Regions from separate parts of the Homo sapiens genome. Here region 1 is linked to region 2. Evidence: chromatin loops called from intact Hi-C (ENCODE). Cell type or tissue: HepG2. All regions are shown on one strand. Each heading gives the region's core, and the rest is flanking DNA. Links, peaks and the distances in the headings are about the cores only.

Region 1 (16,149 bases), core at 3,338-11,337, 460 kb after region 2:
TTGCAGAGAGTAGGAGAACAAATTGACCAGAGAAATGGAGATTCAATTGAGTTAGTGCCCTCAAATATAAAGTGATTTCCCTCTGCTCTGTTAAGTAGCTTTCTCCACAGTAAGCACAAAGAAAGCAAGGATTTGACTTCACCCAGGACTGAAGTTTGTTAAGTGAGTGTAATACAAAGACAGGTCGAGCAACAAGGCAAGCGTTTTCTAACTGCAGATCATAGCTTTTGTATGCCTTCTGCCTGGAATGTTTTCTCCTAGCTTGATCCTTTTCAGCCTTTGTTTTCAAGTGTCATCTCCTCAGAGTTGTTCCTTTATAATCCTCTGTAAAGGAAGTCCTCCATTTTGATTCCTTTCCTGCCTAATCTTTTTATTTCCTTCCTAGACGCCAATTGAACCAATTATTAATTTTTATGTTATCTCTCTGCCTAGAAGAATGACACCTTCAAGAAGGCAGGGAACTTGTCTCTCTTGTCTCTATTTTTTCCCCTAGAGCCTAGCACAGTGCCAGGAAATTTTAGGCATTCAGTAAAGATGTGTTGAATGAATGTAATTGAAATAATAGACTAGGGAATATAAGCTGGATATGAAAGGAAGACAGGTGTGAACACTAGACACAGAAGGTAGTAGAGTCTTGAGTGAAGATCCTTCTTAAGTTGAAAAAGGGTTACCTTAGAAGCAGATGGGGGCAGGTTGAAAGAATAGAAGGTTGTTGGTGATTGAAAGCTTTAATGCCTAAGTTAGTAATACGAGACAATGCCATTTCCAGCCATGATAAGGTCCTGGTTAAATGGTATGGCCATCAGGATCAGAGCGAGTGGCTTAGGCAAACCGGAAATAGTTGTACAAAATAGATAGATCAATAGAACAGAGAGTTCAAGCAAAATTGAACTCATGTGTAAGGATGTAATATGTAATAGAGGAAACTTCACAAATCAATAAAGAAAGTGATGGATCATTCAATAAATGGTCTTTGGGGTTGGGGAATCATTTTGTATTCTTATTTTGTATCATAATTAAAATAAATTCCTGATAAACTAAAGAGTTAGCAAACAATGTTTTAATAAAGGATCAAAACATTTTGTAATTAGAACATCAATTGATAAGAAGATTTAAAGTCAGAATATAACTGATTTACACAAATAAGAAAAATACTCAGCTCACAATGTTAAAATGTTCAAAGGACAGTAGTTGGTAACTTACAGAAACGAAAATGCAAATGTCTACACCTTAAGTATTTGAAACATAATAGTAATTGAGCATATAAGGACTTAAATATGAAATTATTCTGCCTATCAAATTAGCACAGATTTTCTTACTTAAAATAAGCATTTATAGACATTTTTATATACTCCTCGTAGGATTGTAATTTTGGGGAAGCAACCTAACGATTTACATTAAGAGCTTTAAAAAATTGTTCTTCTCTTTTAGGCATATATATGCTTTTAATAAGCAAAACTTTTTTGGCAAGTGATTTTAAAGTGCTTACTGATAAAACATGCAGTATTTGATTTTTATTTTAGTTAAATTAATACTTCAGTAGAGCTTTATGGCATAAAAATTTTTTTGTTTGTGAATTTTCTTGATTTTTTTTAAAAAATGTAAAATAAATTGGTTTTAAGAACTGTGTTCACAATAGCAGAATGTATTTAGTCCCTTTTGATTTAAATAGTGGAGCTTTCAGCATTGATCTGAGAATATTGTTTTTAAAAGAATATCACTATTTAAATATTAATGGACAACAAAATCTATGTTAGTCAGTACCTGTATAAGATAAATTAATTTAAGACAGGAGTTATTTGGCTAACATAACTATGTAAACCTTTCTCCTTGTTCCTGAAACAAATATATCCAGATAAGCTTTTAAATATAAAGCGTCTGTTTTAGTGTCTTTATTTAGAAAAAAAGGGTTTAAAGACATGCGTGAGTCTTAGTAGTGTTGTTATTTGGAGGAAGCTAGAAAACAATAAGTGTTATGTTCATAGGCAAATATGTATTTAAACTTTTTATCTTTTATGACTTAGCAAAGTGGAAAACATTTTATTACTGTATTATATTTCAATTTTTTTTTATAAGACTATTGAGAATGTCGAGCAAAGTGCAGAGTACTTAGTATTTCTTGGTTGGTCACACCTGATTTTGAGTCCTAGCACAGTTACTGTGTTTTGTTTTGCTTACATTGAACAACTTATTTAATGTCCTTGACATTTTCTCCTCTGTAAACTAGGGTTAGTAATACTAACTTGCTGAATTGATATGAAGATTATTATGTTTTAAAACATCAACTTTAGTGCTAGACACATATGATAGTCATTCAATATAGGATCACTATTTTTATAATTGGTGTATGAACCAGTTGACCAGAATGTATTTGTGCAGTTAGTCTAAGATACTATTTTACAAATATATAAGGAGAGTGTGGTGTTTAACAGAATTTTGTGGGGTTTTTTGGTCAAATTCCACAAATATAAATTGCGTGCAGCGTTCATTGCTGCTATGGGGAGAGGTAGAAGGTGTACAAGTTCTAAGATGAAGAAAGTATCCCCTTGAGGAAGGGACTTTTGATCTAGCTTGAGACTGGCTTGCTTTCTCCCTTATTTGATCCAAAAGCAGTCCTATGAATAGTAAGAAGTTGTATCTACAGTTTACATCGATGATAAGATGGGCTTGTGGAGGTTAAGTGACTTTGCTAAAATCACATCATGAATAGTAGAGGTGAGATTTGGAGCCACAAAACTGAGTTTGTTCACACAGTAAATACTACATTCTAGGTACTCTTCTTAAGTTTAGTACTCCTCCTGGAGACCAGTTTGTGTTCCTTAAACTTTTAACTCCACTTAATCTCTAAACATCTTGTCCACAAGGCAGTGGTATTATGAAATTAGTAGGTCCCTGAAAAGTTGTTTATCACGTTCTTTTAAAGAGTATGATTTAGAGAATCTGTAGTATTTTAAGGTAAAATGGTTATTTATTCTAAATAATAATCTCTAAATTTTTGGTTTAGTAAATGTTATTTTATGAATAGTTTGTTTCTTAAAGCATGGAATGCACATAGAGATAGCAAGCAACTGTGATCTTTTAAATAAAGTGGAAGGTTCAGTTTGGGAGAGATAAATCCAGTTGACAGTTGAAAGTCTTTATGTTCTGCTTAAGCCTTAAATATAAATAATTTAAACGATAATTATTTCTTTGGGATGGTATAAAATATATTCCATCTTTTTGCATACATTAGATGTTTTAAAATTAAAGAAAAACCATTAGCTATATAAATTATTGAAAATATTTTTAAAATTTCTGTCTTTGGTAGTGTCCTTTCTTCACTCTATGCTAATATTAAAGAATGTTTATATAGAGAACTGATAATATTTTTGAAAATATAAGGTGATGAGTAATAAATAGTCTTCAATGTGAAGATGAAACTGAGGTAAAAATGTGATCATAGCAAGCATTAGCAAATTGTATTTCTAGACTTCAGGGTCAGGTGCTGATAACAATGTTGACCTATTTTCTCTAACCACAACCTTGGCATACTATATCACATCAAGTTCTACTTCAGTTTCCTTCTTAAATCTAGCAATGATTCAGTTAATTTTGAGTTTAAATTATGAGATGTGTTTCTGAGTGTGTCACAGTTCTGTCTGTATGGGCTGCAGTGGCTTATTACTCTCCTGCCTGCAGTATCTCTGCTTATAATGACCAGGCCATTGAACTTTCATAAACATTAGGTTTTCTGTCTTCAATTATTTTCCCCTTAAGTTTCTTTTTTAAATAATATATGCATTTTAGTTCAGGAAATTGTACCTAAAGAGCAGAAAATGTGATAAAACTCATTGTTAACACATGCTTGTATTATTTCAAAATGTAGGATTAAATCTTATGTTCTGTGATATGAACCGGGACTTTACAAAGCTGAAACTTTGTTTATAAGAAAATAGCACAGGCTGGGCGTGGTGGCTCATGCCTGTAATCACAGCACTTTGGTAGGCTGAGGTGGGCAGATCACTTGAGGCCAGGAGTTCAAGACTGGCCAAGCCAACATGATGAAATCCCGTCTCTACTAAGAGTACAAAAATTAGCTGGGTGTGGTGGTGCACACCTGTAGTCCCAGCTACTCGGGAGGCTGAGGCATGAGAATCGCATGAACCTGGGAGGCAGAGGTTGCAGTGAGCCGAGATCGTGCCATTGCACTCCAGCCTGGGCAACAGAGCAAGACTCTGTCTCAAAAAAAACAAAAAGAAAGAAAGAAAAAGAAAATAGCACAATTTATTCTGTAAATATTAAATTATAGGAAAAGGATAGATCCTTATATAAGCCACATTCATATTCAGTGAATGTTTAAAAAGAGACAGATTAGATTGCGATTAAGACTCTGAAGCCAGAATTCCTGGGTTGTAGTCTTGATTCCACAGTTTATCAGCAGCATGACCTTGGAAAAATTATTTCTCTTCACCTAAGTGTTAAGAGAATAATAAAAGTTAATAATGGCTTTTACTTTATAGGGTTGTTTTAAGGATTAGATGAGTTAATAAATACATAGCAATTAGAGCAGTACCTGACACATTGTAAGTATTTAGTGTTACCTTATTATTATTATCAAAGTCAGTATTTTATATTTTTATCTTTCTTTTAAAAAATATTTTTTTCTTAAAAAAGGTATTTATTATCTTTGAGAATCGTATGGGCTATGATTTGAAGTTGAACTTTGTAATATACGTTTTCTACAAAATTAATAATTGTATAAGATGTTTTCAAGATTTTAATATTTCATTTGGAAAAACACTTCTGTTCAAGATTGATGTAGTTAATATTTAATTGAATTCATTTTTACTATGCTTAAGTGATAATTGAAGTCTAGGTATATAATGTCAAATAAGATCTGTATGATATATACATACATATTGCTGAGATGATAGTCACAAAAGGCTACATGGTGACCTAGAAAGGATAACTGTTCTAGGATTGAGCTAGTTCAACAAAAGAGGCCATCTTGAAATGTGTGACTCCAGTGACTTAGAAAATTTGCAGGTATCTTGATAACTTGAAGTTTAGTGATGTGATTACCTGTGTTGATGAATGGGAAGAAAGAGTATGTTGCCTTTACGCGTATGGTCTCCTATAGTGTTTCTCGATTTATAGTTTAACAGTGGTCATTGGGATAATCCAACTAATTGTTAATGTTTCGTTTGCATATTTATCAAGTTACCTTTGATTTGTGGCTCATTTTTCCATAAGGACTGTCTAATTGGGGTAAAATGGTCCAGGCTTCTTGGCATTAATAAATTCACACCTATTCTGCAAAAGGAATTGCTCAGAATTGTCACCCTTAAGCTGTTAGCCTAAGCCATTCTCTTTGAAGAATGGAGTGAAAACAAATACTTTTTCTTCTTTATTCTACTATGTTTCAAATGCCATATGACAGCTAGGATAAGAAATCAAAATTACTGAGATAAAGTCGTTATTCCTGACCAAAAATTTAATAGGAGGTGGAATCACTCATATTTTGTTAAAGTAATTGTTACATGTAGTTTCTGGTGCATACATAGTTGTTGGATGGAAAAATAAATATAACAAGCATTATTTTGAATGAGGCTTGCTCTTGTTTCTTTGGGCCCCAAAGATTTATTTACTTAAAATAGTTTTTAATTTTTGTGTGTGTGTCTTAAGGCCACAGAAAGCGAGGCTGGTGATATGGACCTGAGTGGGTTGCCAGAAACAGCAGTGGATTCCGAAGACGACGACGATGAAGAAGACATTGAGAGAGCATCAGATCCTCTGATGAGCAGGGACATTGTGAGAGACTGCCTAGAGAAGGACCCAATTGACCGGACAGATGATGACATTGGTAAGCTTGAACAGGAAAATGAATCTACGAGCAATTAAAAAGATTTAGTGGCAAAATTGTCTGATGAAATAGAGCCCAAGACTAGTAGGCTTTAAAAACTCATTAATTTATTAATTTCCTTTGTATAAACAGTAGTATTTGTTGGACAAAAATTGGAAAAAATCAGGTTTACTCAGTCTTACCTTCAGGAGTCTACAAATAATAATGTGAATGAAACTTCTTAGTAAACCCTTTCCACATAAACCCTTTCTTAAGCTTAGTTTATGACAAAAAAAAAAAAAGTTAAAATGAGCCTTTCAAGCAGTATTACTTCTATTAATTTTCTCGTGAGCACTGTTTTTATTAAGCTCATGTTTTCTGTATGTAAACATAAAGGCAGTTGGTAAAATTGTCACAGTGATTTGCTTCTACTCTGGTTTTGTGTGAAGACGCAAGTGGGTGGAAGGAGACAGCAAAATGTCAGGTTAGTGGCATATAGGCTGTGTGATGGTTGAGACTTTTTTTCTGTCTTTCTTTTGCTGTTTTTGTCCTTTTTTTTTTTTAATTTTTATTTTATGTTCAGGAGTACAAGTGCAGGTCTGTTACATAGGAAAACCTGTGTCATGGGGGTTTGTTGTATAGATTATTTCATCACCCAGGTTTTAAGCCTAGTACCCTGTAGGGACCAGCCCCACAGGGTCGGTGGGTCTCTCCCCATGTGCAGAGACGAGAGAGTGTAGAAATAAAGACACAAGACAAAGAGATAAAAGAAAAGGCATTTAGGCCCGGGGACCACTACCACCAAGTTGCGGAAACCGGTAGTGGCCCCGAATGCCAGGCTGCACTGGTATTTATTGGATACAAAACAAAGGGGCAGGATAAGGAGTGTGAGTCATCTCCAATGATAGGTAAGGCCACTTGGGTCACGTGTCCACTGGACAGGGGGCCCTTCCCTGCCTAGCAGCCGAGGCAGAGAGAGAGAGGAGACAAAGAGAAAGACAGCTAATGCCATTATTTCTGCATATCAGAGACTTTTAGTACTTTCACTAATTTACTGCTGCGATCTAGAAGGCAGAGCCAGGTGTACAGGATGGAACATGAAGACGGACTAGGAGCGTGACCACTGAAGCACAGGATCACAGGGAGATGGTTAGGCCTCCGGATAACTGCGGGCGAGCCTGACTAATGTCAGGCCCTCCACAAGAGGTGGAGGAGCAGAGTCTTCTCTAAACTCCCCCTGGGGAAGGGAGACTCCCTTTCCCGGTCTGCTAAGTAGCCGGTGTTTTTCCATGACACTGAGGCTACCGCTAGACCATGGTCCGCCTGGCAACGGGCATCTTCCCAGATGCTGACGTTACTGCTAGACCAAGGAGCCCTCTGGTGGCCCTGTCTGGGCGTAACAGAAGGCTCGCACTCTTGTCTTCTGGTCACTCCTCACTATGTCCCCTCAGCTCCTATCTCTGTATGGCCTGGTTTTTCCTAGGTTATGATTATAGAACGAGGATTATTATAATATTGGAATAAAGAGTAAGTACTACTAACTAATGATTAATGATTTTATATATAATCATGTCTATAACCTAGATCTAGTATAACTATTCTTGTTTTATATTTTATTATACTGGAACAGCTCATGTCCTCGGTCTCTTGCCTCGGCACCTGGGTGGCTTGCTGCCCACAGTACCCATTGGTAATTTTTCCTGAACTTCCACCTCCTCCCACCCTCTAACCTTCCGAAAGGCCCCAGTGTGTGTTGTTCCCCTCTGTGTGTTCATGTGTTCTCATCATTTAGCTCCCACTTACAGGTAAAAACATGTAGTATTTGGTTTTCTGTTCCTCTGTTAGTTTGCTAAGGATAATGGCCTCCAACTCCATCCATGTCCCTGCAAAGGACATGATCTTGTTCTTTTTATGGCTGTATTGTATTCCATGGTGTATATTTACCACATTTTCTTTATCCATTCTATCATTGATGGGAATTTAGGTTGATTCCATGTCTTTGCTGTTATGAATTGTGCTGCAATGACTTTAAGTGTACCCAGAGGTTAAAAATTTAAGTAGCTTTATATCCACCTTTCCATCATAGCAAGAGTTGGTTGTGTAGTAATTGTTTTGGATTTGAGTATGCCTCCCAGACTCTGCCTTGTTTCTTCGAACACTGGAAATGAGAGCAACTTCCGTTGAGAGTCATCCTTCCACGAGATTTCCAGGGTCCATAGCCACCCTTGCCTGAGCCTTGCTTGTCTGTTGTACCACTCCCCCAACTCTTGGGCCAATACATATTTGAAGGGCAATTAAATGAACTGAATCTGTTGGAATTGATAAAGGATGGTGTGGAGTGGCTTGTTACATGAGTTTGAGTGACACAAACATGTATGAGGAAAAACTTTCACCATTTCAGCTATATACATATTCTAGGAAATTAAAGGCAAAAAAAAACCAAAACCTTAGATTAGACATTCAACATTTAATTGAAGTAATTTATGGGAATTGCTAACTCTTTATAGATGAATATTGTATGGTAATTATTATTTATTCATTCAGCTAATGTGGGTGAGCACCTTCTATGTACCAAGCAGTTTTCTAAGTCCTGGCAACTCACTCAGTGCTGAACAAGGGCAAAAGTCCTTGTTCTGTTGCAGTCTATTAGGGGAGACGCGTGATCAGCAAGTGAACAAATAAACCTATTGCAGGCAGTGAGTGCAGTGAAGAAGAGTAAAGTAGAGGCTGGGCTGATGGAAGCAGGGGAGTGGCCTGAGTGGAATGGTTCTGTTTCACCCCCTGAAGACTTAGGTTTGTACTTTTCCTGTTTCTGATATCGCGTGTTGATCTGATTTACAATTTCTAAAAACGGGTTTCACTCTCCAATTCCCTGTTCACTTTCTTGGGTCCAATACCACATGTTCAGCTGATTTCCAGTGTCCAAAATTGCATTTCACGTTCTCATTCTTTGCCCTTGCCAATTTCTTTCTTTTTAATCCCCTGTAGTTTTAAAGAAGTAAATTGGAAGTGTGTTCAGTTTACCATTTCAATTCAGAATCTTTACTCATAGGTGCTTTAAAAAAAAAAATTGGTGAAACGTTGCCTATGAATAGATTGATTTGGAAGTTACCATTTTGTAATCTAATATATCTTTTTTGAATCTGTTCATTTTAAAATAGTTGTGAAGAAAATGCTGATTATTAAAATACATGTCTGTCATTCTTGGAAATTTAAGACTTTCAGTTGATAGCTGAGAAACCCTCTTTCCCAGAATCTCTAGAAAGCAGCAGCCATAATGATTCCTACAAATAAATAAAAAGCCATCTTTAAAAAAAAAAAAGTGCTTGTCAATATAATTGCTACAGGGAGTAGCATTTATTTGAATACCAGTTTACTTGCAAGCAATGACAATTATCATGTTTGCAGCTATCAAAGATACATTTATTTAAAGCAATAAATCACTAACATTAAACAAGTCCTAAAGGGTGTTGTTTGTTCTATGTAAGACCTTGAAAGATTTTGTATTCTATTTCCCTGAAAATAAAATATGTGTGAGAACTGTTTAGCTCTTGTTAAATGCAACTCATCCTCCAGGATTTAGTTAAAATAGACAACCTTTATATAAAATACAAACATCTGTATGATTGATGTTTTCTCTAGATGCCTCTTTTCCTACCCAACGTCCTCTTCCCCTGCAAAAAAGGGACAGATTATGTCCACGTGCATGCATGTGAGTGTGTGCATGAGTGTTTAAGGTGAATCAAATGAAATTGCTAATATTTGAACATATTTTTGCGAGCTGCAGGAAGAAAAAAATTCCCTTTGGGTTCTGATAGATTTCTTGGGTATAGTTTTGTTTCAGTACTTTGAAGGAAGGGACTTTATCATATTAATTTTTACCCTGGAACTCATAACTTTGTAGGTACTCCATTATTGAATAGTTTTAAAAAATTTTTTTTGTTTTGAGAGTTTGACACAGTAAAGTAGAAGACTACTTTGATCTCTTTTAACAAGCCCCGGGTTTTTAAAAAAAATTAATAAAACATTTCTTATATAAAATTGTATCAAGCAAACCAGGATAAGCTAATTTTCTGAATTGGCTTCGGCTTCTGGTATCTATAAGTTAATTATTTGGGTTTTTTTATAATGGTACATTGTAAATAAAATGTTTTTAAAGCTTAATATTTTTCCATAAACGTTAGATAGGTCATAATAGTGTATCATTCTAATAGGTAAGTGTATAATTCTATAGATTGTTCTAAGAAATACAAAAGAAAATTGTCCTGTTTCTCCCATCCGTGGCTTCTTTTCCTTTGTCCTGAGGATTTTCCTAGTATCCATCCCAGGCTCTGAATTCTTGGCTATCCTAAGCCCTTTTAAGTCTGTATGATACCTATGGCATTGTCAGAGTTTTGAGCCCCCTGTAGCAGGAGTCTCCACCCCTGGGCCACAGACTGGTACTGGTCCCTGACCTGTTAGGAACTAGGCCGCACAGCAGGAGGCGAGTGAAAGGTGAGGGAGCATTACCACCTGAGCTCCACCTCCTGTCAAATCAGTGGCAGCATTAGTTTCATAAGAGTGCAAACCCTACTGTGAACTGCATATGCAAGGGTTCTAAGTTGTGCACTCCCTATGAGACTGTAATGCTTGATGATCTGAGGCAGAACAGTTTCATCCCAAAACTATCCCCCCGCACCCACCAAGAGTGGAAAAATTGTCTTTCACGAAACCTGCCCCTGGTGCCAAAAAGGTTGGAGACTGCTGCCATATATATATATGATTGGTTATAAAATAGTTCTTTATTTTTAAAAATTGCTCCAATCATCTAGTATAATATAGCATAGAAATTATCTAAAAACCAGTGATACCATTATTGAATCCTTGAAATCTTAAAATGAAATCTTAGATGCCATCTGGTTTAGCATTTATGTATTTCTGGTTTTTCAGCTGAGCCTGGATAATTATGTACATCTACTATTTGATCTTTCTGTCTCCTTTATTCTTACAATATATGATATGCAGGTATCTTCTATCCTGTGGTTTTTTTTTTAATGCTAGCCGCTACTTATATATCACAAATTAAACTCATGACCCACTAATAGATTAAGAGTCTGCCAAAAAGCACGCAATATGTCTACACGAAGCACTTTAAAATTATTACAACAAATACTTGTGAAGGTACTTTGTATTTTCTTCCCACTTTTTATTCTCTGATCATGTATGTGGTAATTATTTGACTTCTATTATTGTCTAAACAGATACTAAATTCAAAACATTTCTGACAATTTCTGGCCCACATTTTTCTTAAACCCATGAATCTTTGCTTGTCCAAAGAAATTTAGCAACTACAAGGGGTGGAAAAAAGTAAAATGCATGGTCTATAGGTAATAGTATCATAGTTTATGGTGAGGCGTGAGGGATGATGGCTAAAGAAAACAGAGGCTGGAAGCTGCAGAATTAACTGGGATGTGCTTCAGAGGACCATGACTTGTTCATTTGCCTTTATAATGCAAATCAAAAGGTCAATGCATTGGTAAAACAATGATTCCTGCCTCCCATATATGATAGATATGGGTCATCTCTTGCAATGGTGTTCAGAATTGCTTTACTGCTTCTCCAGGAATAAATACATTTTATGGTACAGCACAGACACTCCTACTCATTCCAGAAATAAAAGTTTCATGAAACAGAACGTATTCTTTCTATAACTGATGTGCTTTGATAGTTTAACTTATTTTTTAAAAAATACTGGTAGCAAAAGTAAAGTGATTTCCTGACACATAAATCTGAGTCAGTTTGTGCAACACTGTCCTATTGGACAGAATCTTTGGGTACACCTATCATTATCATTTTCCTTATTGCCAGAGCCCCCCTGTGTAATGAAAAGTCTTATATAGGAGGGATGACATAGAGTCCAATCAGAACATGCCATTGCCCAACTGGGCCAGAGAAAACCACTCCGTCTGTCCTTCCAGAAATGTTGTATCTGGGAAAATATATTCACAGAATATATTTTTCTGTTGTGCTTTGTTTTAGCAGTTAATAAACTATATCCAAGAACATAAAATTTGTCACTAAATCTTAACAGATAAAAGGAATGTATATAGGGAATGTTTGATTATGTACAAGAAACATCTAGTATGATTTTTATTTAGCCAAAAGTTTGAATGATGTCATGACTATTATAATAATGACAATAATAGCAGTTCTCATTTATTGAGTATTTACTCTGTGCCACGGACTTTTATCATCTTTATTGCATTTTATTCTCACAGCTATCCAGTAAAGCAGATATTGTATTTTTCTTTTTAAGTGAGAAAACTATGACTTAGGGAAGTTAATCACCTTGCCCAAAGTAATACAGCTAGTAAGCATTTAAACATCTGATGTACATACACCCTGTGCTCTTTACCACTCCCTTTAAAGTCCAGCATGATCTTTGGAAGCAGATGGTCTTGAATCATGTCACTGCCACTTTTTTTTTTTTTTTTTTAAGAGACAGAGTCTCACTCTTTCACCCATTATGGAGTACATTGTCACAATCACAGTTCATTATAACCTCAAACTCTTGGGCTCAAGCAATCCTCCCACCTCAGCCTCCTGAGTAGCTAGGACTATAGGTACGCACCACCACAGATGGCTAATTTTTAAAATATTTTGTAGAGATAGGGTCTTGCCACATTGCTCAGGCTGATCTTAAACTCCTGGCCTCAAGCAATCCTCCTGCCTCAGCCTTCCAAAATGTTAGGATTACAGGCACGAGCCACTGCGCCTGGTCTTGCCATCTCTTAATTATATGATGCTGATGCTGAGCCTTGGTTTCCTCCCTATGAAATGAAAAAGAAAACGCACTTCACAGAGCCATGGTGAGGAGTAAGGAAAGAACTTAGTGTGTAATTAGTAAAGCTACTGAATGATAAGAAAACACAGGACTTTTAAAAATAGAAAACCCAGTACTTGAAGAGACTGTGACATCAACAGCTAGAACCCTACCAAAGTGTAAGCTGTTTCTCCAAAGCATTCCCATAGGAAAGAAGAGTGAACAAACTTCCTTTTTTGCCAACTTGTGGGCTAAAAAATGGTGTTATCAGTTTTCATTTTCATTTATCATATCATGTCGTTAATTTTTTAATTGATCTTTTTTATGGATTTGATACATGGAAAATATTCCTTAGAATGTTTGAATTAAATATAGTTATTTCTGCTGACTATTTTAGGCATTCACCTGCCCAAAAGGCACAGGAATGAACCAACTGACTTGTTGGAGAATTCTCAGAGCTACCTTTCATTTCCACTCTCATAATAATAAGCCTTATATCTCATTTACAATAGAAATTTCCCATTTGAAGTTTAGTAATGTCTTTAGTGGTATTAGAACTGGAGTTACAATAAAAACTGTTGCCTCTAATTCAACAAGTAAGAGTCATCATTTCCACAGTGACAGAATTCTTTGTGTACCTGCAAGAAATTCAGCTGGTGCTAAAGATACTTGATATGTATTTTTCAATAAGCAAAATTGTAGGGCATTTAAAAAGAAAGGACCCTAAAACATTCTTTTTGAATACTTGTTTTTAATAAAAGTAGTAGTTTTTACAAAGTATGTCTTTTGCTTTTCAGAACAACTCTTGGAATTTATGCACCAGTTGCCTGCTTTTGCCAATATGACAATGTCAGTGAGGCGAGAACTCTGTGCTGTGATGGTGTTCGCAGTGGTGGAAAGAGCAGGGACCATAGTGTTAAATGATGGTGAAGAGGTGAGTAACTATTCCTACCACTTAAAAAGTTTCTTCTTAAAGATATCTCAATACAGCAATTGAACAAAACCCCAATTCTTACTTTTTCCTTTTTAATACCCAACAACAGTAAGTTTGAATAATTCAAGAATTATGGTACACCTGTTATGTCACTGTATTAGTCCATTTTCACACTGCTGATAAAGAAATACCTGAGACTGGGAAGAAAAAGAGGTTTAATTGGACTTACAGTTCCACGTGGCTGGGGAGGCCTCAGAATCATGGCAGGCGGTGAAAGGCACTTCTTACATGGCAGTGGCAAGAGGAAAAATGAGGAAGATACAAAAGCAGAGACCCCTGATAAAACCATCAGATCTTGTGAGACTTATTCACTACCAAGAGAACAGTATAGGGGAAACCACCCTCATGATTCAAATTATCTGCCACCAGATCCTTCCCACAACACATGGGAATTATGGGAGTATAACTCGAGATTTGGGTGGGGACACAGAGCCACACCATATGAGTCACTATATTCCAAATCCATTATATTTCCCATTATTTACAGAATTTCATATGAAAATAGAAAGTTTTTGATATATTAACTTTTCAGTTTTTGCATCTTAAATATTCATAAATTTAATGCATTTTGTCAGACAAAATGATATTCTCATTGAGGCAATGATGATCATTTTGTCTACATGAGCTTTGGGGGGACAGAGAAATTTTTTTCCTTGTGTCATTTTAGAGAAGAATATCCAAAGTCAAATTAAAAGGGCATTATGATATACATTCTGTGCTAGGCATATGGAAATATGTAGATATGTGGCTGTGTTTTATTCCTTATTCTGTGAACTTGTTAAACAGTAAACTTGAGTTACTTGTTTTATCTCCAAAATGGAAGATCTGCTAATTCATTTTTAGGGACCATACTGGCACTTACAGCTGTATGATCATGATGTTACTTTCTGCTTTGTCTTTATTTTTTTGGATTAGCTGGACTCCTGGTCAGTGATTCTCAATGGATCTGTGGAAGTGACTTATCCAGATGGAAAAGCAGAAATACTGTGCATGGGAAATAGTTTTGGTGTCTCTCCTACCATGGACAAAGAATACATGAAAGGAGTGATGAGAACAAAGGTGGATGACTGCCAGGTATAAAATATATCATTAAAAATATATATTTTATTCTTAATAAAGAACACTTATATGCCATTGTGATGAGATTTTTCTCCCTATATAAATATCTTACAAATAATTTTTTTTTTTTTTTTGAGACAGAGTATTGTTCTGTCAGCCAGGCTGGAGTGCAGCGGCACAAGCTCGGCTCACTGCAACATCTGCCTCCTGAGTTCTAGTGATTCCCCTGCCTCAGCCTCCCAAGTAGCTGGGATTACAGGCAATCGCCACCACACCCACCTAATTTTTGGGTTTTTTGGAGGGCTTTTTTTTTTTTGAGACAGAGTCTCTGTCTCCCAGGCTGGAGTGCAGTGGCGCGATCTCAGCTAACTGCAACCTCCACCTCCTGGGTTCAAGCGATTCTCCTGCCTCAGCCTCCCGAGCAGCTGGGACTACAGGCGTGCACCACCATGCCCACCTAATTTTTGTATTTGTAGTAGAGATGGGGTTTCACCATATTGGCCATGCTGGTCTCAAACTCCTGACCTCGTGATCCACCTGCCTCAGCCTCCCAAAGTGCTGGGATTACAGGTGTGAGCCACTGCGCCTGGCCTTTTTGTATTTTTAGTAGAGACGGGGTCTTGCCGTGTTGGCCAGGCTGGTCTCAAACTCCTGACCTCAAGTGATCCCCCCACCTCAGCCTCCCAAAGTGCTGGGATTACAGGCGTGAGCCACCATGCCTGGCACCAATAGGATTTTAATGTGGAACTATTACTTTTAGTCTTATAACACCCCAGAAAAGTAAAAATTAATTTCCATTTTACTTGAACTGCACGTAACTATGTGTTCGACTAAAAAAAAGTGTTATGTAAGGATGGTATTTTTAAATTGCCAACAGTAATTAATAATCTCATCAAAATATGGAAGTAAAATGCACATTATGAAGTAAATACATTAATAAAAGTGATATGAAATAGTTATGCAGTGTTTTTATTTAAATACATATAAGAAATTGATTTTAGAAGAGTCATGGAAATTAATCATAGTGTGAATCAGTAGAATGACTTGCTAGTTAAATAATAGCTAATAAAAAGAAAATACTTGATATCAAAAGAGAAATAGTATCAGTATTGATATTTTATTGATATTCATATTTAAAAGCATCTAATAATTGACTAGAGAAAATACTAAGGCCAAATGTGAAACTAGATTGATTTAACTGGCAACCACTATATTACAGAGAAATACATTTAAGATACTTTTGGTATTATTAGGTGTTTATAATTTATGACGTCTTCTAAAAGAATTTGTCTCTGAAACAAAATTAAATGTAAACAACCAAATGATGTGACTTAAACTAATTGTCAGTTGTATTTATTAGTCTGCAGTTTGAAAAACATCTGAATATAGTTTATTTTAAAGTAACATAATTGAATTTTTACAGTGTCCGGTCAATGTAAAATGGTATCACTCATTTAAATATTCATTTTAAGC
Region 2 (16,149 bases), core at 2,869-10,868:
CTGTGGTCAAGGCACCGTTATGGGTACAATGGATGCAAAGATGATTAAGACCTACCAAACAAATTTTCTGTGAATATCAGCTAGATAAAAGGAAAAGCATCTCAGAGACCTCTGCTTTGGAAAGAAACTTGAGTCATCATGTTCATTGATACTATTATAGACTTGTCCACCACTTACCCCAGTTGCCTACCACACCTGGCATTACTTATTAGTTGATAGCAAAGTAACTCCTGTAGTATTTAAGAGCTCAGGTCGGGAAGTCAGGTTATTTACATTTGCCTACAAAAGTATAAATGTAATAGTTCATGTGGAGACACTGCTTTATCAAGTGATATTCATGAGCATAGTATACTGTATTTACCAAAATCAATTTCCTTTGCCCTGTGATTTGTTTCAGAAAATGTTGACTGGCCATCTGTAGCACCCTATTTTATTTTCCACTGGACTGAGTGACATTTCAATGTCTAATTCCTTAGCCTTAGGGAAGTAAAAGCAGAACAAGTCTGTTTTCTTCCATTCTTTCAAACCAGTAGATGTTCATCAAGCAGCTTGACTTGAAAGAAACCCTTTGCCTACCTGAGAGGGACTAGTCCCTCCTCCCTGCCTGTTAGAAAAGTCTGGGATGGCACTGTCAGCTCATACTTCCTGAGACACAGGTGTAGGCATCTAATATGTAGCAGGAGGAAGCAGAGAAAGGTTCAGAGGCAAATAAGTAATCCAAGCAGAAAGCATATTGGAGAGTAGAGGTTTCTTTTTCACAGACAACAGAGTAGCAGTGGGGGCTGGAGGGAAGGAGGATAAGTATTGTATATATGGAGATGAAGTTTGGGAGACAGGATACTAGATGGGGAAAAAACTTATTTGCCTAATTTTACCTCAAAGTATAGAGTGAAGGATTACTAAGGAGGAAATATGTGTAAAGTAAGCATTATGTATGGCATTAGTTACCTGGTGGCAATATAGTTATGTTGTGTGGACCATTTTAGTAGAAATCTGCAATCTACAGTCTGAGCAATGATTATTTTGCATTTGTAATATGGGCCTGCTAATTTGTGCACTTGCTACATCTGTGACTCTTATTTCGTTTAATTTGTGTTCCTTTTTAAAGGATGTTTTCTTTGCTGTTCAGAAATCTTAGGAAGAGAGAAATTATAGTCTCCCCCTGCTGGATATGACTGGTAGAACCTGAAATTTTAGATTACTTGGCATAGATATTTTTTTTCCAATTTTTGGATTGTATTAAAATACATATAATATGAAATTTACCATCTCAACCATTTTATTAGGTTGGTGCAAAGGTAATTGCGGGTTTTGTCATTTTTTTAGTGGCGAAGTGTACAGTTTAGTGATATTAAATACATAATAAATGTAGAGTTCAGTGATATTAAATACATTCTTAATGTTGTGCATTATGTAGCTACATGAGGACTAATTGACCTCAACTTTCAAATTCCAAATTCTTCCTACAGCCTCACTAAGCAGTCTTTTGATCACACCTTTCCCATCTCCAAGCTCCTCTACATCTTCTTCCAGCAGTTACCAGCGCCGCTGGCTTCGAAGTCAGACAACAAGTTTGGAAAATGGCATCATCCCAAGAAGGTGAGTTGCAAGTTTCCTCTTGCTGAGAAAAGTAGGAGTGTAGGCAGCTTGATGAAACTGGCAGGGAGGCTGTTCGTGCCTATTGTCAGTGGAAAAAAAACCAAAACTTTTTTATTAGCTTCAGCTGAGCCTGAAAGTTTACAAATTGGAAGTTCTAAAGGGAAGAATAAATAAAAGCTGAAATTTTAAAATCTCCTCCTTTGGAAGACACTGGGGAGTATCTGGGTAGTTGTATCATGTTGAGCTAGATTGGGTGTTCATTTAAAATGGTGTGCTCTCTTTAAAATGAGTCCCTTCCAGATGTAGCTTGTATAAGTAATGAAGGGTGGATCAATCTCTTCCTTGGCTACAGTGATACCAGTGTGGTATTCAAAAATATATGAAGTCAAGGGTTTGTGATATATTCTCTTTGTAAAATGTAAATTCTTCAACTAAACAGATATGAACATGATTTTAAATAGAGATGGCATCTAGGTATTTTCTGTCTTTATTTCAGCTGGTTTTGTGTGCAAAATGTACATTTGATGTTACATTCATAGCTTCCAACTTGTTCTTCCTACAATCCAAATACTTGAAGTGGAATTTTTATATGTACCTATAAAAATTCACATGTCAATTAACTGATTTAGTAAATTGACTAGTACTCAACATACGTAGAGATCCGTGAAGGTATAAGACAGTTCAGCTATGTGCCTGTACTTGGATAGTTTACAAGATGGTACATGATAAATATCACAGGGAGACATAAAGTGCCATGAGACTCAGGATGGAGAAAATACAGTGATGGTCATGGGGGGAATTAGGGAGCCCTTCCTGGAAGAGATGACACTGCAGGGACAAGCTGAGAAACTGAGGGGTCAGGATGTGTGAGCAGCACATGTCAGGTGGCTTGCCTCGCTTCTGTTCCTTTCACAATCCTAGGGAGCTAGCTGGAAAGAAAAAATTATAGCTTTGTCACCCATCAAGAAGCTGCTTTTTGGTTGGTGGACTTTGAATGAGATGATTAAAAGCTTGGAATTTTGTGTGAACACAAGTCCTAGCTCTGTCACTCACTAGATGTCTGATAGAATAAGTTAACCTGGATTCTGAGTGTTGCATCGTCATCTGCAATATGATAATAATACTAGCACAGCTTCCGAGTGTGGCTGGGAGGGTTAAATGAGATAAATCAAGTCCGGTGTTTAGCCAAGACATAGGATATGGGCAATAAAATGTGGCCAATGTGAATTATTTACTATTATTATTGCTGTCATTGTCATTACCATTACTGCAACTGTCAGGAGACGGCATCGCCACCATCCTCACTGTCATTATGACAGCTTCTGTGATTGGAAGAGATAGGTCTTGGAAACCATCCTCTTTCAACATTTCTTTTCTGAAAATGTTTTTTTATCCCTTCAGGTTTAAATCCAAAGTTGAAATAATACACCTAAAATAAGTATCTTACATTCAGAAAGGTTGTGAATATGGTCAAGGCTGGCTACCTAGTTTATGGGCCAGTGCAAAATAAAAATGTGGTCCTCTTACCCAAAAAACAAGAAAAGAGTTATTAAAGGGACTAAAAAGAAAAAAAGTTTTTCTTTAAGAATACTTTATATGTAAGATATAATAGAGATGATAGTGATAGATGAATAATAATATAAACTAATAAATTCCAAACATAATATTTTTGATGTCATAATTTTATATTATAATATCATTATGTGATATCTTGTGTTGTAAGCCTTTTCTGCAAATACATTTGTTTAGTCATCAAAGTTTATAGTTTTAGCAACTTGGCTTTCAGTGGATATAATTGAAAGTGATAGTCACTCCTGGCAAATGCAAGGTGGCAAATAATTTTTGATAATTTTTTACTTGGAGAAGGATCTTTCTGCTGATGCAGTCTTACATAGCTTTATGGACTATGACAACATCTGGATAAATTTTTTTTATTATTATTATACTTTAAGTTCTAAGGTACATGTGCACAACGTGCAGGTTTGTTACATATGTATACATGTGCCATGTTGGTGTGCTGCACCCATTAACTTGTCATTTACATTAGGTATATCTCCTAATGCTATCCCTCCCCCATCCCCCTACCCCACGACAGGCGCCGGTGTGTGATGTTCCCCACCCTGTGTCCAAGTGGGGACATTGTTCAGTGCCCACCTATGAGTGAGAACATGCGGTGTTTGGTTTTCTGTCCTTGCGATAGTTTGCTCAGAATGATGGTTATGGATAAATTTTTGATAAACTTTCAAGATGTAAATTTTAGTACATCTGGATCAGATGATTCTTGTTAAACAGTTTTTTAAAAGATTTAATTCTTCACACAAATCCATTTTGAGTAAGTCTGAATTTAATTTTAGATGTAAATTTATACAAGCTTATTTTAATATTTCTTCTGACATTTCCTGTAACTTGTGGAGATCTTACAAGAAACTAAAAATGTTCTCATGAGTTATATATAATTCAAAAAGCCTGTTTATGCATTCTATCACTGTGTCCTCAATTACAAGGAAAAATTAATTTTAAAATGGCCTTCCTCTTTAATAATTTGTTCATCTGAAGCTTCATATGAAAACAGTGTATTTTTTTGTCCAGTATAACAATCTTTACATTCAATTTCTATTTCTATGCCTATGAATATTTACTTTGCAGTGTTGCAGCAGTTTTCAAAAACAGAGACTAAACTCTCTGCAGAATTATAATAACTCCCTGATATTCTTTATTGCAATGTCCCCATGTAGGCTTTTACTTTGTGATAATTTACTGTCCTGGTGCTCAGGTCATAGAGTTAAATATCTGTGCAGACTCTATAGGGACAGGCTCCGGTGACTGATGGGCAAACTGGCCTCCCACCCTGGTTCCTGGAGCTACCAGAGTCCCTCCTCTCTCCTCTCCCCTATCACCCACAACCATGGCTACTGCAGCTTCTGTTGTCACCACAGTCACAGCCATTAGTGTGGGTCCAAGACCTGGCAGTGCCGCTTTAGAGTCTTCTAACACCGTGTCCTGCCCCAGGCTTATGGGTATGTGCCTGACTGCCGGGCCAGTTGCTCGGTGTCTGGGCTGCAAGCCCTGGGTTCTGAGTTCATCCGTGCCCTCCCCATCATAAGGGTCATGGCTCCTGTAACAAATACAGGTTAACAAGAGAGAAACATAACAATTTTATTTAGTCAAAGTTTCACATGACATGGAGCCTTCAGACATGAAGATTGAGGGACCCAAGGAAAACTGTATTTTTATGCTTAAGTTCAACACAGAATGGACTGCCATGTAGAAATGTGATTGGACAAAGAAATATGATCTAATGGTAATAGACTTAAGCAGGAAAACCCAGCAGGACCTGTCTTGTCGGAATTCTTTTTGACCTCTCTGTATGGCATTCCTTCCTCCCAGGTAGAGGGTAAGACCCCTCCGAAATGGGAGGGTCTTATGATCTATTTTCAGGCAAGGTAGGTCAGAGAAATTATTTGTGACCAGCACTTACAAAGGTGGGAGAAAGTTAGAATAGTATTTCTATAATAGGTTTTACAGTTAGCTTTGGGGAAAAAAGAGGCTCATGTTTTTTTGATTTACCTTGGGGAACAGGAATCTTAGTTTCTATGCCTTTGGGGAGAAAGAGGAGTAGGAGAAGGAAGGGCAGAATAAGGTCAGAAAAGCAAGGTCTTGCTTTTGAGCCCCTGTCCTTCAGTTCAAAGTACTCAGCATACCAAAGTGTCATACTTTGGGGTATCCTTTTCTGAGCTTCATTGTCTCATTAGACTTCATCCGAACACATGCTTCATTGTCCCATTAAACTTCACTTACAGCACAAAAGTCCAAAGATAAAATTATTTAAAATTCAAAATGGTAATCACAGAACATTAAATGAAGCCTGGGGCCCTTGTGAGAGGGGGGACGCTGTGCGTGTGGGGTCGCATGCCCATGCAGCCAGCCCTTAATAGAGTACTGCTGAACACCGAGAACATGAGTGTGGCAGACGTTTTGAATTGATTACTGTGCCCGTGAAGATCCCTTTTTTTTTGAGACGGGAATCTCACTCTGTCACCAGGCTGGAGTGCAATGGTGCAATCTCAGCTCACTGCAACCTCTGCTTCCCGGGTTCAAGCGGTTCCCCTGCCTCAGCCTCCTGAGTACCTGGGATTACAGGCGTGTGCCACCATGCCCAGCTAATTTTTGTATTTTTAGTAGAGACGGAGTTTCACCATGTTGGCCAGGATGGTCTCGATCTCTTGACCTCGTGATCCTCCCACCTCGGCCTCCCAAAGTGCTGGGATTACAGGCGTGAGCCACTGCACCCGGCCTAAGATCCCTTCATTTAAAGGATTTGTAGTTGATCTCTCCCTTTTGGCAGATATGTGGTTGGGAAAATTAGTTTTTTATGCTAGAGACAGGAGAATAGTGGGTACCAAACACTATGATTGCTTCTGGCTTTGACAGAAAATTCATGGTAATTAAAAATGTCCTTCCTAAGAGAGTTAAAGGTAGCAGGGATGATAGTCACAGTTTCTGTTTTTTGTTAGAATCGGGCAACACTTTATTCTATAAAATAGAATGAATGTTTTCAGTATTCACAATTCTTAACAGTTGGCTCCACGCTGACCTCAGAGCCCCCTGCTGTGCCAAGTGGTAGGCTTTGATTACTGGATGGGGAATGGGGCTTGGGCATCTAACAGCTAACCTCAAGGATTCCATCACTTACCGAGGCAATTGAAACCCTAAAGAGCAAGGTGTAATGTCCCAGGAAGCCTTTTGATTTGACTTATTAAATTGGACCAACTTTATAAAGTTGCTGATGGGATGTTCTTTGACCTACAAAACATTAATTTCATATAGTCCAATGTAATACATAGGTTCAGTATAAGTTCAAAACTGACATAAATAACAATTAGACTAAGGAGTCCTGATACCAGTGATAGATTATTGAGATGTACTTAAATAGCCATTTTTGCTTTAATTATTTATGATCTTGAAGTACTTACAATGTATATAAATGATTATCGATAAGTGTTAACAAAATTCTATTTGATTTCTTTATTAGGAAAAAAATTGTATGTAGCTGCAGCCTTTCCTTGACTCTCAGGGCTGTCGGTTGATCAGACTGCTTCCAGCTCCTTTCCTCAGTGCTCTGCGTGGCATGATGCATTGACTAGCATGAGCACCAGCAGACAGATTAGGCATGGGGTCAGAATCCCTGGTCATTGCCAGTATCCAAGTCATGAGCCTAGACTAGAAGATAGGAATCCTGGGTTCTAACTCCAGCATTGTTACTAAGAACCTTTCTGTTCCTGAGGAAAGTTGAGGTAGAACTCTGCCTCAGTTTCCACATTTGCAGTACAGCCTGTGTACCTTCTCTGGTGACATGGAGATAAAGTACTGATGAAGTACTGGGACACACACTTAAATTTTTGAAAACATTCTTAAACATCATTTTTTGTAGAATAATTTCTAAATTATAAGTAAGATACTACGTGACCTGATTTATTCCACGTTGCATGGTTGATGCAAGACTACAGAATGAAACTCAGTTGATTTAGAATTCAGTGGAGGGTTATGGTGAAGCAAGTAAGTTCTCCACTCTATTATAGCTATGGAAGTTTTTCAGAAATTTCAGCAGGTGGCACTCTCTCCTACATTAAAACTGATGAGAGCATTGGCTATTGTTTATAGGGTGGAGATGTTGATGAGAAACTGTATTGGGTTCAGTGTTTATTATAATTTGATTATTAAAGGTCAAGCTGGCCTAAAGATGAGTGGACTGATACAGTCATTTTACTTTTGAAAAAGAAGGGAAATGTAAGATGACAGACAAAGTGGAAAGGATTGCAAGCAAGCCTTATTGTAATATAAACTCAGAAGAATTTCCTATACAGAACAGAAATCAACTACTGTAGTGCAAGAAAACAAGGCTTTAGTGCCAGTACCTTGGTAAAGAAGAGAGAACATTGTATGAAATTGTGTGAAGTTCTAAGGAAACCTCAAGAATTTTCTCTGATGATTAGAATCCGGGAATTTCCCAGGGAAAGCAATTGATGGTTTATTGTAATGTGTAGCATTTATAACAGCACCATGTGCCATCAGTAACATCTGGAGTGAAAACCTTTTACTGATTTACCAACCATACCTACATCTCCAGGATCTTGCTTGAAGTTAAGGGAAATAGTAACACATAATGAGGTTAGAATAAGATGTCTATCTCCTTTCCTTTAAAAATAAAATAGCCAGGTGCAGTGGCTCACGGCTGTAATCCCAGCACTTTGGGACACTGAGGTGGAAGGATCACTTGAGCCCAGGAGTTCAAGACCAGCTTGGACAATGTAGGGAGACTCCATCTCTACCAAAAAAAAAAAAAAAAATGTATCCGGGCATGGTGGCATGTGCCTGTAGTCCCAGCTACTTGGGAGGCTTAGGTGGGAGGATCGCTTGAGCCTGGGAAATTGAGGCTGCAGTGAGCCATGATCACACCACTGCACCCCAGCGTGGGTGACAGAGTGAGACCCTGTCCCCCCAAAATTAATTAATTAATTTAATAGCTTTCCTGACCATAACACTTTTGGCATATGTATGTTTAATAATAAAATCTAGGTTTATTTGAAATCATACAAGCTATGAGTAGAGCCCTAAGTAAATAAGTTGAAGACCAGGGGGCAGAAGGCTAATTCTCATATTCTGCCCAGCATGAGTAATTGTTATGTTGTAATTTATAGTAAAGAAAATGGAGGAAGCAGTTCCTTTCTATATTTGGCAGAGATAGGAGACTAGATGATGGAGTTAGAAAGAGAAAATGTATCGCCAGTCTAGGGCTCTCATTTGCAATGTTAGGTCCTTTGTGTTGGTGTTTTTGTAGGAAAAAACTATTTTATTTGTACTCTTGCTGTTAGTAGCTATTTGGTAGCTACACTGGCTTTTCACAGTAGTTAAGTAAGAGACATGGTTAGGCCATTTTTGTGAGGCTTACCCCACAAGACAAATTAAATATATATTTAGAAGTTTTGGGCTTCGTGGCTGTCATCATAGAAGCCGAGTCTCTCAAAAGAATCAGGTTTTTTGAAAATTTTACTGTAGCAGAAGAGAGGTAAGTGTTTCTGCTTGGAGGATTTTCAGAGAGCTTAATCATATGGCTTAATCTGAGCATTTAGAAGAGTTACTTGATCTAGTAGTTTTAATAGCCCTGGGAAAGTAATCCTGGAAGTACCAGTACATGTTCAAATGTTTACTCTTGTTCAATAGAATACCACGTAGTATCATTCCTCTTTTGATGTCTTATCTATTGGTATCTGACTATGTTTTGGATAAACAGATATTTCACATTCCTTCCTAAATATCATCAATTTGACATAAAACGATTCAAAGGAAAAGGACAAGAGTAACAACGGGAAATTTAAATTACTTGTAGCTTTCATTTGAGCTTCTTTCCATGTTAGGATAATACCGTGTGGCAGGCAAGCTGATGTTCTCATCTTCATGCCAGGGAATTATAGAAAAGAATGAACTAAAGGCAGAGATACTCTTAGTTATGACTGAATGTTCTGGGTGTCATCCCCAGTCATTACAGTTGACCTTCAGTGTGACTCACTGATGCATGGCAACTTTTCAAACTTATATTTCCCTCCAGGTCAACTGATGAGACATTCAGCTTGGCTGAAGAAACCTGTAGCTCTAATCCAGCTATGGTTAGGAGGAAGAAAATTGCCATAAGCATCATCTTTTCCCTATGTGAGAAAGAAGAAGCACAAAGGAATTTCCAGGACTTCTTCTTTTCTCATTTTCCCCTGTTTGAATCTCACATGAACAGGCTGAAGAGTGCAATTGAAAAGGTAATAAGGATGTAATCCAAAGTCAAATAGAGAAGTGATTGTGGGGCTTTGAAGATGGCAGAATTTCTTTGCCGATGTATCAGATGTCTTTCCTAAGGAAGTTAAATCACCTGTAGCAGTGATAAATTTTAGGCATGTTGATGTTAGTTACCAGATACTGGGTTACCTTAGGGAAGGAAATGACTGCTTTTTCGTGACTGAAGGCATTATTACCTTGAGTGTTGTTAATTGATTACATAATTTTTTTTATTAATACAGCCCAGTAGATAAGTTATAAAATTTCTTCTCAGTAATTTGACTTGCTTTCTCTTCAATAAAGGCTATGATCTCCTGTAGGAAAATAGCAGAATCAAGTCTCCGAGTCCAGTTTTATGTCAGCCGTTTGATGGAAGCTCTGGGAGAATTCAGGTAAAGTGGCAAAGTTTGGCAAATCCAACAGGAGATGTTTATGAGCAGCCATGGATAAAGATAAACTGTGACTTGGAAGAATTGGGGGCCTGGCAGTTATTCCTCACTTTTGTGGTTCCGCCCTTCAAGATGGAAACAGAACAAATGAAGCAAAAAATTTAAATAATTTACCGCTGAGTAATCCTCACTATTGCTCAACCGACAGTCCCTGATAGGATTGTTTTTAACAGGATGAATGGGGAAAACTAATGTTCAGGTATCTCTCACCAGTCTATTCATTATCTTATGTCAGCCTCACAAAAGCCCTAAGCACTACTAACCCCATTTTACAGATGTGGAAACTTGAGTTCAGGGATGCTTATTCAAAGCACAGATGGAGAGGTTATGCATGTCGGGAAGACATACATTCCAGTTTGCCAGGACAGTCCTAGTTTACACCAAGTGTCCTCTGGAAACTGGTGTCTAGAGTCCTTGCTCCTAGTATCTGTGTGGAAAGGTAAATTGTGTTGGGTAGCAGGTGGGATCCTCTCTGATCATGCTGAGTTGGGATTGTTGCACCATTTAGAGCCACTTTCTTGATAGGGAATGGAATCCCACTCCAAAGCAGTCATGAGCGAATGAGTCAAACTGTTATTCCATAGAGGAAGGATAAAAAAAAAATTTATAATCCTTTGAATGTTAGAACACTTTTATGATGCTTAAAGTATATGCTGATGAACTCAGTAATGCTACCTGGAGCAAAATCGCAAGCCTTTTTTTTACTGTGGATTATGTGTTAAAGTACTCAAGTAACATGTTACTTATTATCTGGTGATTGCTAAGACTTAAGTCATATATTTGAGAATGACATAAAGTTGTGCTCTTTGATGGCAGTCTGATGATTAGTAAACCTTCCATAGTTTTTGGGAAAGCACTGGAGATTTGCCTGTTGCTCTGCTGTGGTCAGACTGGACGCTCACTGGCTTGCGCTTGAGAATCTGGGTCCCACTTTTTTTTTTTTTTTTTTTTTTAGACTGAGTCTCGCTCTGTCACCAGGATGGAGTGCAGTGGTGCGATCTCGGCTCGCTGCAACCTTCACCTCCTGGGTTCAAGCGATTCTCCTGCCTCAGCCTCCCGAGTAGCTGGGTTTACAGGCGCGCGCCACCATGCCCAGCTAATTTTTGTATTTTTAGTAGAGACGGGGTTTCACCATATTGGCCAGAATGTTCTCTATCTCTTGACCTTGTAATCCACCACCTTGGCCTCCCAAAGTGCTGGGATTACAGGTATGAGCCACCACGCCCGGCTGAGAATCTGGGTCCTACTTTAATGAGGTGTCTATTTTTCAAAGGTCAAGAAGCTGAAAGTGAGGCTTTCTAGTTCTGTACTTTCAGTTTCTGTAGAGTCTCTGTAGTAGCAACTGAACTTAGCCGTTGTCCCACAGAAGCAGCCATAGACAATAAATAAGTAAATAAATGAGCACGGCTGTGACCCAGTAAAACTTTTTATTTACAAAAAAAGGTGGCAGTCAGATTTGGCCCGTGGGCCATAGTGTGCAACCCCTGTTATGTGTGGAGCTTGAATCTTTTAAGGACTACATAGATTCAAGTTGTTTTCTCCTTTATTCTTTTACACCAAGATTATCCAAAATAGTATTTCTGACACTTTTGTGTTTCCCTCTCTTTCTGTTCTATAGAGGAACTATCTGGAACTTATATTCTGTTCCAAGGATAGCTGAACCTGTATGGCTTACTATGATGTCCGGCACTTTGGAAAAAAACCAGCTCTGCCAGCGCTTTCTCAAGGAGTTTACACTTCTGATAGAACAGATAAATAAAAACCAGTAAGCTTCAACTCTCTGGAGACTTGTATGCAAATCTCATGGCCAATGTGTGTACTGCATAGGATGTGCCTCTTTCTGTATTGACTAAGTTGGTTGTATCTTTTTCCATTTCTCCAAGGTTTTTTGCTGCCTTACTGACTGCGGTGTTAACCTACCACCTGGCCTGGGTCCCAACTGTCATGCCTGTGGATCACCCTCCCATCAAAGCCTTCTCAGAGAAACGTACCTCCCAGTCAGTGAACATGCTGGCCAAAACACATCCGTATAATCCTCTTTGGGCACAGCTGGGTTAGTACCTAATTTGACTATTCAGAGAATATATGGGATGGAATAGGAAAAAAATGCTAGAATTTGTAGTTTATACCGGCTCTCTCACCCAGTAATTCATAGGTTGTCTTTGGGCAGATGAGGAATAGGAAGTTGGTCCCTGGATTCTAATTGTAGACCCACGACCTTCCTCTCTTTTTTCCCCTACTGGCAGCTTTGTGCTACACTCTTAAAGCAGTATAAGCCAACTGTGTTCTCCCATTCCACAGTGGCTGTTCACCCTAGAGCAGGATTTCTTAACCTCAGCACTGTTGACCAGGTAATTCTTTGTTGGTTGAGTTGTTGTGGGGTGTGGGAAGAGCTCTCTTACGCATTAATGGATATTGAGTGGCATCCTTGGCCTCCATTTACTAGATGCCAGTAGAACTGCCCCTCCCACCTCCCGCCCCAAGTTGTAACAATCAAAAATATCCACAGAAAAGCACCTCATCCTGGAAAGCAGCATGCTATAATAACAATAATGAAAGCTGACACTGTGAGCCAAGCCCTGGTTTTACACATAGTCATTAGATTCTCATCCCTACCCTTATTACTCTCAGCCTCATTTTGTAACAATACAGATGTTGTCTTGTCCTTGTGCTCTTGGTCGTGAGATGTATAAATGAATACAAGCTCCCTCATGGTTAGGGGGTAAAAGGCGTGTTCTAAATCAATTAAAGAATTTGTGGATATTTAAATGGAATTAAGGAAGGGGAGATATGGAGAGAGGCTAGTTAACAAATATAAAATTACAACTGGATAGGAGGAATAAAGTCTAGTGTTCTTTAGCACTGGATTACGATAGTTAAGAATAGCTTATTTTCAGAGAAAGCTAGAAGAGAGGTTTCAAATGTTCCCAACACAAAGAAATGATAAAAGTTTGGGGTGATGGATATGCTAATTGCCCTGATTTGATCATTACTCAGAACATGCCTAACTCATTCTTGGTCATACGGGAAGTTTTTCCTGGGGAAGACAGAACATGGTTGTTTTGTTATGGAATAATAATAGTCTTGAAAAAAACTTAGTCTCATTAAGTGGAGAAGGAAAGGGGGCTGGATATTAAGGAAACATTGTATTCCATGCTGCTGGATCACCCATTTTAAAACAATGCTAATTAAGTAGTGTGCATTTAGTTAGATAAATGTATTCATAATTAGGTGTGCTTCTTATTTGAAACATAACTGAGAGCCATTAATTCCCTATGTTCAGCATAATAACGAAGAGTTTTTTCCTGTGGGTTCACAATCCTCATCTTTCAGGGGAGATCATGTATTGTTGAAAGTCTTCAGTCCTCCCTTCCCCCAAACAATCCATCAGGGGTCTGGCTATTGACAAGAGGAGTGTGAGGAGGGGACGAGGACGAGGCCCTGGTCGGCGAAGGCCTGTGATAGCTTTGTAAAGCCAAGTGTAAGTGATGGCCGAGTTTCCATTATTACAAAGAAGTCGGGGGCCTTCAATAATTTGACAGGTAGAAGCACTTGCTTTGCATTTTATTGTTTTCATTCAGTATTTAGCAAGTCACAGTAAACATGAAAATAGAAACTGCTGGGAATACACAATGATGGAGATAAAATTTCAATCCAGGTTCCTAAGTATAGAGAAGACTATCTGGAATCATTCCAAAGACTCCTCTGAGAGCTTTCCAGGACAGGTGCCACTGTGCGTTCCCCCTCCATGGCTGCTCAGCACTACCAGGGAAGAGGGAGGGAAGCCGGATGCCACTTTCACGGGTTTGCTGCTCAGGAGCTCGGTGATCCTTGCTTCTGCCCAGCCACTTCCCTGTGTACAATGTGATCGCCACCCATTAGTGGGCTGCAGAAGCAATTTAGTGGGTTTAATTAAAAAGCATTTAATTGGTATAATAGAATAGAAAATATCAGTGATTTACATGTATATTTTGTAAAATGTCTGTTCCAAAAGATGCATTGAGGTTGCAGTATAAAATGTATTTCTTTCTTGGCATAGGTATACAAAGTTTAAATGCCACTGTCTACACCACTGACTGAAGTAGTTCCATATAGGTCTCTTTTTGACCTAATGATCTTAAGGGTTTGTAGAAATGAAAAGGAGCTTTTCTACCCAAAAGAGATTTGGACCACTGATTTAATATAAGTTAAAATGTGTGAAATTTTTTTCTCAGAAGTTTACATTGTATTTTTCAAAACACAGTGGAATTAGACTACAAATCAATTTTTTTTTAGTTCTCACTTTCTCAGAAATCAAACCATGTATTTTTGTTGTTGTTGTTGTTTTTGAGACAGAGTCTCGCTCTGTCACCCAGGCTGGAGTTCAGTGGTACAATCAAGGTTCACCACAGCCCCAACCACCCAGGCTCAAGTGATCCTTCCACCTCAGCCTCCCTGGTGGCTGGGACTACAGATGTGCGTCACCATGCCCAGCTAATTTTTGTAAAGGCAGAGTTTTGCCATGTTTTGCAGGCTGGTCGCTGGTCTTGAACTGGGCTCAAGCGATCCAACTGCCTCTGCCTCCCAAAATGCTGGGATTACAGGTGTCAGCCACCATACCCAGCTGACAACCACATTTAAATAACCCACAAGCCAAACAAATTGCACAAAAGAAATTAGAAAACATTTGAAATAATGATAATAAAGATGCAATAAGTTAAACTGTGTAGGGTATAAGGAGACACTGTTGAAAGGGGAATTCTACAACATAGACGTTATTAGAATGTGATCAGGAATAAGTGTGCCTTTAAGATACTAAACTCTCTTCTCGTCTCCTTATTTTTGTTCTCTCTCAGCTTCTCCTGGTTTATTTTTGTTTCTGTCTATATAGTCCCCTACCTCTCTAACCCCCTTTCTTTCACCATGCTTCCTTTACAGGGCTTCTAAATTCTCTCAGCTTCTCCACCTCATTCTTTCCTCTCCTCTTTCTAGTTTCCAACTTTTCACTATTGTTCCCCTCAACAGTTCTTTCCTTTCTTCTCCCTCTTCCTCCCTCTTTGTTTTCTTTTTCTCTACATGTTTTACCCTCCTGGCTGTTATCTCCTCTCCTTCTCCATCCTCTTTTGGCTTCACCCCAGTTCTCTATCATTTTGCACCTCTCTAACATCCCATCTTTTTTCTTTCTGCTTTCCCTTCTCTCTATTCTTCCCTCTTTCTTCCTAAGTTTCTTCTGTCTGTTCCTCTGCTCTCTCCGTCTCTCCCTCCCTGAGTCTCCACTCTGTGTCCCCATTTGCCACCATTCCTTTCTGTGTCCTCCTTTCCTGTGACCTCTTCTCCTACTTTGTCCAGCACCTTTCCTGCTTCCATGCACTCTGTCTTTGGCCTATTTCACTTGGAAGCACGCTTGACTCCTTCACTTTTTCTTCTGCTTTTTCCCCATTTGCCTCTCTTTTAAATTTTTATTTTTAATTGAGGTAAAAAGCATATAACAACATTTATTATCTTAACCATTTCTAAGTGTACAGTTCAGTCATGTTAAGTACATTCACATTGTTGTGCAATTTCTACATTTTAAAAAATTATATTCATGAAAACAAATCTATTCTAAAAATTAGCTTCAATTATCCAAGACTCAAAAAAAAATTGAACTTCCAGTAAATATTTAATATTATGGGTCTACTGTTTTAAAAATGCTTTATTTTATGAAGTTTGGCTATAATGTAATAGCACTGGTTCCACTCACATTGCACTCATTATTTTATATAGTTTAAATGATTATAAATTGTATTTTTAATAACCTTCCTTGTTTTACCATTTCCATTTGTTCCTTAGTTATTAAAATATACAATACTCAAATGCATTGCTAAAAAATAATATTCTAAGTGGTCTTTCCCCTGTAGTTTGTTATACCAGATTTTGGATAAGTAATGCTTCTTCTTTATTAATATTGAAACTGATTTAACAAAAAATATTTCATGAATTCCTGAAATGACTGTTGATATCCTGCGGCAATAGGCAGATGTAATCAAAGTGTTAACAGTAATGAGCTCTTAGAAAGGTTTTCTCAAACAAAAGTCCTAGCTTCAGCCTACAATTCTGAGTTACTCTCTTGAATTCTAGGCTGATTTCTCAGTCACTTGCAAACGCCTCTCAGTTAAAGCTCTATCAGCCTATAATCTAGTCATTTTATAGAGAGGATTGTTTATTATTATTTATGTCTTGCCATTTGAATGTTCTTAGGAACCGTACACAAGGGAATACTCGCAGAAGGAGGTATTTCTTAATGGGTCCCAGGGGG

What was found. A loop is a pair of places that touch in the nucleus more often than their neighbours do. Peaks named below come from ENCODE experiments on the same cell type or tissue, not always from the same donor. Only the 100,000 strongest peaks of a DNase experiment are listed, where the experiment ranks them.
Region 1: it touches region 2 in a loop (3-fold over the local background); 5 of 110 quality-filtered maps call a loop at or near these places.

The regions. Positions count from the first base shown.
Region 1 is chr4:159,308,927-159,325,075 of GRCh38, forward strand. RAPGEF2 (Rap guanine nucleotide exchange factor 2) reads left to right here. Exons shown (of 30, transcript NM_001394067.2): 9 at 5,665-5,842; 10 at 13,421-13,557; 11 at 14,533-14,691. Among named protein-coding and RNA genes, the nearest start is that of MIR3688-1, 190 kb to the left of the region's middle. RefSeq lists an enhancer at 6,991-7,285. In HepG2, for the core only: a CTCF peak has its summit at 7,202 (motif pointing left); no DNase peak of the experiment used is centred there.
Region 2 is chr4:158,849,852-158,866,000 of GRCh38, forward strand. FNIP2 (folliculin interacting protein 2) reads left to right here. Exons shown (of 17, transcript NM_020840.3): 8 at 1,470-1,599; 9 at 9,206-9,407; 10 at 9,727-9,815; 11 at 11,491-11,637; 12 at 11,756-11,925. Among named protein-coding and RNA genes, the nearest start is that of FNIP2, 89 kb to the left of the region's middle. In HepG2, for the core only: a CTCF peak has its summit at 7,205 (motif pointing right); no DNase peak of the experiment used is centred there.